2 separate regions of the Homo sapiens genome follow, and region 1 is linked to region 2. Evidence: read pairs that join two places in POLR2A ChIA-PET (ENCODE). Cell type or tissue: PC-3. All regions are shown on one strand. Region 1 has its middle 240 kb from the start of ANKRD50. Region 2 has its middle 65 kb from the start of LINC02516.

The links. ChIA-PET counts read pairs that join two places held together with the same protein. Peaks named below come from ENCODE experiments on the same cell type or tissue, not always from the same donor. Only the 100,000 strongest peaks of a DNase experiment are listed, where the experiment ranks them.
Region 1: POLR2A ChIA-PET joins it to region 2 with 5 read pairs; 2 of 35 experiments call an interaction of 5 or more read pairs at or near these places.

The regions. Positions count from the first base shown.
Region 1 is chr4:124,949,920-124,954,919 of GRCh38, forward strand. No RefSeq gene overlaps it. Among named protein-coding and RNA genes, the nearest start is that of ANKRD50, 240 kb to the left of the region's middle. In PC-3, no CTCF peak of the experiment used is centred here; no DNase peak of the experiment used is centred here; H3K27ac peaks cover 1,025 bases.
Region 2 is chr4:124,620,560-124,625,559 of GRCh38, forward strand. No RefSeq gene overlaps it. Among named protein-coding and RNA genes, the nearest start is that of LINC02516, 65 kb to the left of the region's middle. In PC-3, no CTCF peak of the experiment used is centred here; no DNase peak of the experiment used is centred here.

The sequences.
Region 1 (5,000 bases), 330 kb after region 2:
TTTTTTTTTTTTTTTTTTTTTGGTCAAGTGATGCTTTTTAATAATGGATTATTCCATCACGTTACTAAATATCTCCTTTCTTACAATATGGTATTGTTGAACTGCTGGACTTCTTGTTAGCTTTACGGCATCATAGAGTTTATTTCATTTTATTTATTTTTTGTTTGTTTGGTTTTTTATACTTTAAGTTCTAGGGTACATGTGCACAACATGCAGCCTTGTTACATATGTATACATGCGCCATGTTGGTGTGCTGCACCCATTAACTAGTCATTTACATTAGGTATTAATCTCCTAATTCTATCCTTCCCCACTCTCCCCACCCCATGACAGGCCCCAGTGTGTGATGTTCCCCTTCCTGTGTCCAAGTGTTCTCATTGTTCAATTCCCACTTGTGAGTGAGAACATGTGGTATTTGGTTTTTTGTCCCTGTGATAGTTTGCTGAGAATGATGGTTTCTAGCTTCATCCACGTCCCTACAAAGGACATGAACTCATCATTTTTTATGGCTGCATAGTATTCCATGGTGTATATATGCCACATTTTCTTAATCCAGTCTATCACTGATGGACATTTGGGTTGGTTCTAAGTCTTTGCTACTGTGAATAGTGCTGCAATAAACATAACGTGTGCATGTGTCTTTATAGCAGCATGATTTATAATCCTTTGGGTATATACCCAGTAATGGGATGGCTGGGTCAAATAGTATTTCTAGTTCTAGATCGCTGAGGAATCGCCACACCGTCTTCCACAATGGTTGAACTAGTTTACAGTCCCACCAACAGTGTAAAAGTGTTCCTATTTCTCCACAGCCTCTCCAGCACCTGTTGTTTCCTGACTTTTTAATGATCACCATTCTAACTGGTGTGAGATTGTATCTCATTGTGGTTTTGATTTGCATTTCTCTGATGGCCAGTGATGATGAGCATTTTTTCATGTGTCTGTTGGCTGCATAAATATCTTCTTTTGAGAAGTGTCTGTTCATATCCTTCGTCCACTTTTTGATGGGGTTGTTTGTTTTTTTCTTGTAAATTTGTTTGAGTTCTTTGTAGATTCTGGATATTAGCTCTTTGTCAGATGAGTAGATTGCAAAAATTTTCTCCCACTCTGTAGGTTGCCTGTTCACTCTGGTGGTAGTTTCTTTTGCTGTGCAGAAGCTCTTTAGTCTAATTAGATCCCATTTGTTAATTTTGGCTTTTGTTGACATTGCTTTTGGTATTTTAGACATGAAGTCTTTGCCCATGCCTATGTCCTGAATGCTATTGCCTAGGTTTTCTTCTAGGGTTTTTATGGTTTTAGGTCTAACATTTCAGTCTTTATTCCATCTTGAATTAATTTTTGTATAAGGTGTAAGGAAGGGATCCAGTTTCAGCTTTCTACATATGGCTAGCCAGTTTTCCCAGCACCATTTATTAAGTAGGGACTCCTTTCCCCATTTCTTGTTTTTGTCAGATTTGTCAAAGATCAGATGGTTGTAGATGTGTGGTATTATTTCTGAGGGCTCTGTTCTGTTCCATTGGTCTGTATCTCTGTTTTGGTACCAATACCATGCTGTTTTGGTTACTATAGCCTTGCAGTATAGTTTGAAGTCAGGTAGTGTGATGCCTCCAGCTTTGTTCTTTTGGCTTAGGATTGTTTTGGCAATGTGGGACATTTTTTGGTTCCATATGAACTTTAAAGTAGTTTTCTCCAATTCTGTGAAGAAAGTCATTGGTAGCTTGTTGGGGTTGGCATTGACTCTATAAATTACCTTGGGCAATATGGCCATTTTCACAATATTGATTCTTCCTATCCATGAGCATGGAATGTTCTTCCATTTGTTTGTGTCTTCTTTTATTTTGTTGAGCAGTGGTTTGTAGTTCTCCTTGAAAAGGTCCTTCACATCTCTTGTAAGTTGGATTCCTAGGTATTTTATTCTCTTTGAAGCAATTGTGAATGGGAGTTCACTCATGATTTGGCTCTCTGTTTGTCTGTTTTTGGTGTATAAGAATGCTTGTGATTTTTGCACATTGATTTTGTATCCTGAGACTTTGCTGTTATTTGACTCTCCCAGTGAGCAATGCAGACCCAGTAACTGTTCCTATCTCTGATTTTGAGTTTCTTCTTCATTTCTAGCACCTGGAGATTCTTTTTTTTAATTCTAAAATTTGATTAATAATACATTTCAAAAATACGTTATATTTTGACAAGGAACTATGGGTCATGCCTGGGTGCCTTTGGGAGGTCAAGGTGGGTTGATTGCCTGAGCCCAGGAGTTCAAGACCAGCCTGGCCAACATGGCAAAACCCTGTCTCTACAAAAAAATACAAAAGTTAGCCAGGTGTGGTGGTACATGCCTATAGTCCCAGCGGGCAGAGGTTGCAGTGAGCCAAGATCGTGCCACTGCACTCCAGCCTGGGTGACAGAGCTAGACCCTGTCTCAAAAACAATTTTTTTATGTTATATTTTGCTAAGTTTTTTTGTGTGTTTCAAATGTCTTCCAGCAACATGTGCATCTAATATATAAACTGAAAATCTAGTCTGGCCATATTGGGATTCAGGGATAGTAGATTCTGAGGTTTCTAAATGGATAGGTGACACAGTCACAGAAAGTACCATGTGGCAGAAAATGTAATTAAGTAGCAGGTGGACAATCATTTTGGAGAATATCAACAAGGCTTCTGGGAGTCTGTAGTGCTGTATTGTCCAATATGATAGCTACCAGATATATGTGGCTATTTAAAATTAAATTAGTTAAAATATAATTTAAATTCAGTTCCTTAGGTTTACTAGCCACTTTTCAAATACTCAATGGCCATATATGGCTACTGGCTGCAATATTGTACTGCTCAGGAGAACATTTTCATCATCTGAGAGAGTTCTATTCAGCAGGGCTGCTCTAGTGCATCTGCTGAGTATCAGACTAAATACAGGCATAACTGGGACAATATATCCACTTCATCTGTGGAAGGAGATAAGTTTCAAACCCTGTGAGATAGACAGTGGATTATTGATATTCTTACTGTATCTTGATAAATATTGACCCAGAAGAGGGGGAGAGAGAGCCTGGCTGAGAGTGACTACCTTTAGTTTCAATTATACAGTTAGGGCAAAGCAGAGACACAGTTTAAAATAAAACAACAGCAGACAGATGCTTATCAGCTTCCCCACTTTTTGTTTGTGTGAGTTCTTTTTTTGTTTTTGCAGATAATAAAGGTAATATATGAGCACTGAGGAATATTTGAAAAGCATAATAACTTTCTTGTCTTCTTATGCAGAGTGTACTGAACATACTTTATTTCTTCCCTAATGACTCTGAGTCATCATTATTGAATTACAGAATGCTGCATGTAGAAAAGAATGAAGGGCAATGTTCTCCCAGACTATTGAGACATCCAGAGAGACTTAATGCATACATTCCCCCCTGTATTAGGCAACTCTACACTGTAGCTCTTTTTAATCTTGCCATTCTTTTACCTCATACTTTATTATTATCTATAACTCCCTACTTGGCTGGGAGCTGTCTGCTTCTAGTAGTCTCTACTATTTCTACTGTCTTATCTTCTATAAACATAATATACAGTAAAGCATGTTAGAAATAACTAGATAATTATACTTCTCAAATAAAATTTTAAGTTTACCATCTAAATGCCTTTGGCCTGCTCTGCTACTGAGTAGGATGTGTGAATATTATGTCAAATAGTTCCCCACTCCGCATATCCTGCCTTCTCCTTGGAAATCATCAGTGAGACGTGATGCACACAGCTTGGAACACTGAGGAAGGGAGTACAGAATTTGACTTATGGCTCAGCTGTATGATGTCGGCCCTGAGCAAATCTCCTAGCTCTGTAAAAATCAGCTTTCTTATCTGTTAATCATCATGTGCATTATCATTAATGTTAACACTCATAAAGTACTTAGCAGTGTCAAGCGATGTTCTAAGTGTCTTTTATGCATTTGCTCACTGTAATCTTCATGATACCCCATGAATTAGGAAAGGAGCTATTATTTATCTGCAATTTACACATAAAGAAAATTAGATACGTACAAATTCAGTACCATCTCTCAGACCTATATTTCCAAGTTGCAAGTGTTATATTTCTTTGAGAAGCATTTAGCTTTCTTTCGGATTTATGATTTTATTCTGAATGACTGAAGTTTTTGGAGGTGGGTTTCCAGATAATAGAATATGGTAAAGCTCTGACTATTTCAGAGAAACTGTGCAGAACAGCATGCAATAGACGATACTCTCAGTGGAAAACCATTCATCTCTAATGAAGAAGGGGTGATCAGACCAGTGTAGCCTGGAGACAAGTACAATAAATGTAATCAGTTTGGCTACAATTGTTAGGGTTTTGTGAAAACTGTGGGCTGGTAACTTAAGCTTAGGATTTGGAGAGAGTCAAGACAAGGTTTACATGACAAGAAGAAAAATTATTGCATTAGCTTATGTGTAAAACTCAAGGCTTAGTAGAATTTTTGCTCAATTTGGTTTCTAAAAGCATTTCCAAGATTTTATTTTCAAACTAAATATTTATGTTAATATGTTATGTTAATGTGGGCTTAACAGCCTTGTTCTGGAAATAAACTTGTCTTTTTTATGATATTTCTATGGTGATTCTCCCAAATATAAGTTGATGATCAAATACAGTTCTGAGTATCTAAATGACTTTTAAATTATTTGCCTCTTTATATGAAGCCAGGGACTTTATACCAAGAAGAAATCATACCTAGCTACTTTTGTTTCAGGAAAGAAAGGGATTTTGTGATGAGATATTATCCCATGAGCATATATTAGCACTGGAAGCTATCTTTGTCTCGAAAATGGCTCTCAGTAAAAGATGGACAAATGGAATTTCCTACTGAGCTAGGGATCCGTCGATGAGATTACTATAGTGAACTCATACTGGCTAAATTTTACATCAAAATAAATAGGCCTGGCATGGTGGCTCATGCCTCTAATCCCAGCACTTTGGGAGGCTGAGGCGGGTGGATCACTTGAGGTCAGGAGTTCAAAACCA
Region 2 (5,000 bases):
TATAAGCATCATATAATAAAGAGAATAGTGGAATGGAAACATTGTTTTTGAGGCTTGTTTTATTCTTTTCCTATTGAATAGGTACTGACACCAAACTGTGCTTCTAGAAATTTTGGTAGAATTTTGTAAAATAAAATCTTGACATAAGCCTATTTTTTTGTGTGCTCCTTCATTTTTTCAGCTTTTTGAGGAAAAACATAGTTAATTCAATGTTCCAGTCGTATGGATTAAATTTAATCAGAATTTCACCATGCTGAAACAAAAACTCTTGAAACGGTACACATAAACTCAGTCATCTTCTTTCTTTTGAGGCCACAGACTTTAAAGTCAGTGGTTAAATAACCAATCCACGAAAAAAATGACAATTTTCTTTTGCCAACATTATTTTAATTGTAAGTTCCAGTTTCTTCAGCATTTTGTTTGCTGATACATGGCTAGCTTACACAGCACCTTGGTTTGCTGTTCCAAGTAATGTATTGGTTTTTCTTCTTTCCTATAATTAAATTCAAGTAAATTTTTTCCCCAATGTACAACTCATAATTAGCAGTTAAGTGCATGAAATTTTTCATTAGCTTTGTTTCTATATTATTAAAATTTTAATATAAAAAGTTGGGTTAGCATACCCACTTTGTAAAAGTCTAATTTATCAGATGACACTTAATAAAAACTCAAATATTTTTATAAGTAGTTATGTATATCTTTCTCTTTGTCCCTATAAAATAATTTCAGCTTTAGGAACAGGAATTCCAATCCTAGTATTATTTTACATAATTACAACTTACATTTTCCATTTTTTTGCCTTTATTTGCTAAATGTAGACACATTTCTATTTATTTATACAAACAGTGATTACAGCTTTGAGTTTCTCTTTACTTGATCCCACTGTGTATTTCTTCAGTGTAAATATCCCTTACTAAGGAGGAATACTTCCCCCGCTTTGCAAGTAAAACAAATCACTCATCACAAAATGATGTAAAAATATAGTTTAAGTTTTTGTTAGCATATGTGATAAAGTGTCATAAGCCCGCAGTGGCTGAGGCTAATGAGAGAGAATGATGACTTTCTGAATAAAATATATTTTCTCATTTGCTGCTGATTCAGATTGATTATTCATTACCATCATTGAAAGATAGAAAACACACAAGCATAGGCTGATATATATAACCAATCATCTGATATGCTGAATAATTAATCATCTGATATGCTGGTTATCAAATCAAATTGATGCACCTCACCTCTAGAGTTACTGGTTAAAAAGTTTGGAAAATGGTTGAAATTAGTGCCAATTTTGTAACCTTGTTATTCTCCTTATCCCCCACAACTACACCTGTCATATGTAATTCTGAAGCACAGTTACTTGGACCACATCATGTGAAAAAGTGCATTAGAAACCACACTTCTGTATTGAAATCTTCTTCTGCTCTTCTAGTGAAAAATGGTCAACTATCAGCAATTTCCTATGACCCAACCTAGTATTTTCCCCTCTTGTCATATTAACATAAAGCTGGCTTTCCATTGGGTTGCAGAATTCAGTGTTGTTGTGAAATAATATTTTGAAGTTTAGCTAACTGGTCATTTTCTATATTTTATGTTACCCTGCGACCCTTTGACATTAGGGCAATGTCTGAGGACGTTTCTGCCACTATAACAGAATACCACAGACTGGGTAATTTATAAAGAAAAGAAATTTATTTCTCACACTTCTGGAGGCTGGGAAGTCCAAGAGTAGGGGTCTGACGTTTGGCAAGAGTCATCCCATGATAGAAGGGCAGATGGCAAAAGCCAGCACATGAGACAGGGAGAGGAAATCAGGCTGAACTTATCCTTTTATCAAGAGTCCACTCCCATGATAATTAACCATTTCCCACAATAATGCATTAATATATTCACAAAGGCAGATCCCTCATTATCTAATCATTAAAGGTCCCACCTCTAACACTGTTACAATGGCAATTAAATTTCAATATGTACTTTGGAGGAGACATTTAAACCATAGCATTATGCCCCTGACTCCCTCAAATTTATGCCTTCTCATTTACAGAATACTTTTTATCTATACCAATAGCCTCCAAAATCTTAATTAATTTAAGCATCAACTCTAAAGTCCATATTCTTATGTAATTCAAATATGGATGAGACTCAAGGCATAATTCATCTTGAGGCAAATTCCTCCAGCTGTGAGCCTGTGAAATTAAAACAAGTAATTTACTTCCAAACACAATGGTGGAACAGGTATAGGAAAGACATTCTCATTCCAAAATGGAAAAACAGATAAGAATAAAGGGGTAACTGTTCCCAAGAAAGTCTAAAACCCAACAGGAAAAACAGCATTAGGTATTAAAGCTGAAGAATAATCTTTTTTACTTCATCTCTCACATCCTGGGCACAGTGGGGCTAGGGTTGGGTCCCCAAGGTCTCGGGCAGCCCTACCCCTATGGCTTTGCTGGGTTTAGTCCACCCAGCACCTCTCATTGGTTGGAGTCCCCTGCCAGCAACTTCTCCAGGCTAGCATTGTAAGCTGGTATCTTCTATAGTTCTGGGTTCTTACGGGTAGCCCAGCTTCCATGGCCCTACCAGGCACTGCCCTAGTGGTAGCTCTCTGCAGTGGCTCCATCCCTGTGGCAAGTTTCTGCTCAGACCCCCAGGCAATTCCTAACATCCTTTGAAATCTAGATGGAGATAGCCATGTCCCCACAGCTCTTGCATTCTGTATGCCTGCAGAATTAGCACCACACAGATGCTGGCAAGGCTCATCACTTATACCTTCCAGAGCAGTGGATCAAGCCACACCTGAGTCCACTTGAGCCATGGATGGCATAGCCAAAAGACACTGAGTGGAAATGTGGGGAACAGAGACTTAAGGCAGCACTGGGAAGTGAGCCTGTGTAGGGTACCCTGGCCTATCTCCCCAAATCATTGTGCCTTTCTAGTGCTCTGAGCTGCGATGGGAGGGGCAGTCTTGAAGACCTCTGAGATGCCTTTAAGGGTATTTCTCTCATTGTTCTGATGAAGAGGATCTGGCTGTCTTCTATCCATATTAATATCTTTAGCAATGGGGCACTTTGCTGCACCCTTGGTATTCTCTCCCTAATGTACCTTTTTACTGCTTATGTGGCCAGGCTGTGAATTTTCCAAATCTTTTTATTCTACTTCCCTTCTAATGATAAATTCTTCCTTTAAGTCATTCCTTTTATCTCCATATCACTGAATACAGTTGAAGGTATCCAGAAATCAGCCTGAATGCTTTGTTGCTTAGATATTACTTCTGCCATATATCCTAATTCATTGCTCTTGAGTTCTGTATTCCTTAAAGCCCTCAGGCATTGAAGCAGTTCTACTAAGGTCTTTGCCACTTTATAACAAGAATGACCTTTACTCTAGTTTCCAAAACCTTATTCCTCATTTCTGTCTAAGACTTCATCAGCATGACCTTTTCTGTTCATATTTCTACTAACATTCTGGTCACAATCATTTAAGCAATCTCTAAGAAGATTCAGATTTTTTATACAGCTCTCTTCTGAGCCCTCATCAGAATCACCCTTAATGTTCCATTCACAGCAATCTGGCTTTTTTTTTTTTTAGCCTGCTCCTCTAAATTCTTCCAGCTTCTAGCCATTACCCAGTTCCAAAGCCATTCCACATTTTTAGATATTTGTTATAGAAACAAATACCTCCCAATATCAATTTTCTATCTTAGTTTGTTTTCTGCTGCTGTATCAGAATACTACAGACTTGATAATTTACAAAGCAAAGAAATTATCTCTCACAGTTCGTGAGGCTGAGAAGTCCAAGAGCATTATACCAGCATCTGACAAGGACCATCACATGGGGGAAGGGCAGAAAGCAGAAACAAGCATATGAGACAGAAAGAGGAAATCAGGCCATAATCATCTTTTTATTATGAGCCCACTTCCATGATAACTAACCTACTTCTATAATAAGGACATTAATCTATACATGAAGGTGGAACTCTCATAATCTAATCACCTTGTAAAGGTCCCATCACTCAACACTGTTACAATGGCAATTAAATTTCTATACAAATTTTGAAGGGAACATTCAAACCATAGCAGGCAGCTAAATCATGCAGCATCCATTGACTCCTAGAAAAAAAATGTACTCACAGAAACAGAAAACAATCTTTTGAGGATCAAAAGCCCCTATTTCTTATTAGGAAAATGTAGCCCACAAAGAAACTCAAGGCACAGATATTTTATGACTCAAGTGAAATTTTTCTGCTTCTGTCCCCTCCTCCCTTCTCTTCTCTCATCCCAAGATAAAAAGCAACCCCAAAAGATGGGAGAAGACAGTGGGAAGAAAATCTATGAGTAAATAGATATTGTAAGCTATTGGGATGGGGCATCCACACTCTGCTGAGAGAAGTCTTGAAGGAAGATGACAGAAGGACTCTCGATCTGTTGTGGAAAACAAGAATAGAGAGAACACTTGCCTCATTTTTCCTAATAGAGATGAAGAAAGGGAAAGCTCCTCAAGGTAGCAATGGCTTCAAAATAGAACTTTCTTATACCAGGAATAGATAATTCCCCCTTTCCTGAGTAAATAGGAAGAGGTAAAGAGCTGAGCTACATGAAGCTTGCTGTGGTTTGGATGTTTGCCCCTGCGAAATTTCATGCTAAAATTTATTCTCCAGTGTGGCATTGTTGGGATCAGAGGCCTAGTGGGAAGTGTATGGGTCATGAGGGTGAAATCTTCCTGAATAGATTAGTGTCTTCCTTTGGGGTCAAGTGAATTCTCACTCTATCAGTTCTCATAAAAGGTGATTGTTAAAAAAGAGCCTGACACCTCCCCACTTTCTCTCTTGCTTCTTCTCTTGCCTCCTCTCTTGCCATGTGACCTCTGCTTATGCTGACTCTCCTTTGCTTTCCACCATGAGAGGATGCAGTTGAGGCCCTCACCAGAAGCTGAGCAGATGCCACCTCCATGCTTCTTGTACAGCCTGTAGAACCATGAGTAGAATAAACCTCTGTTCTTTATAAATT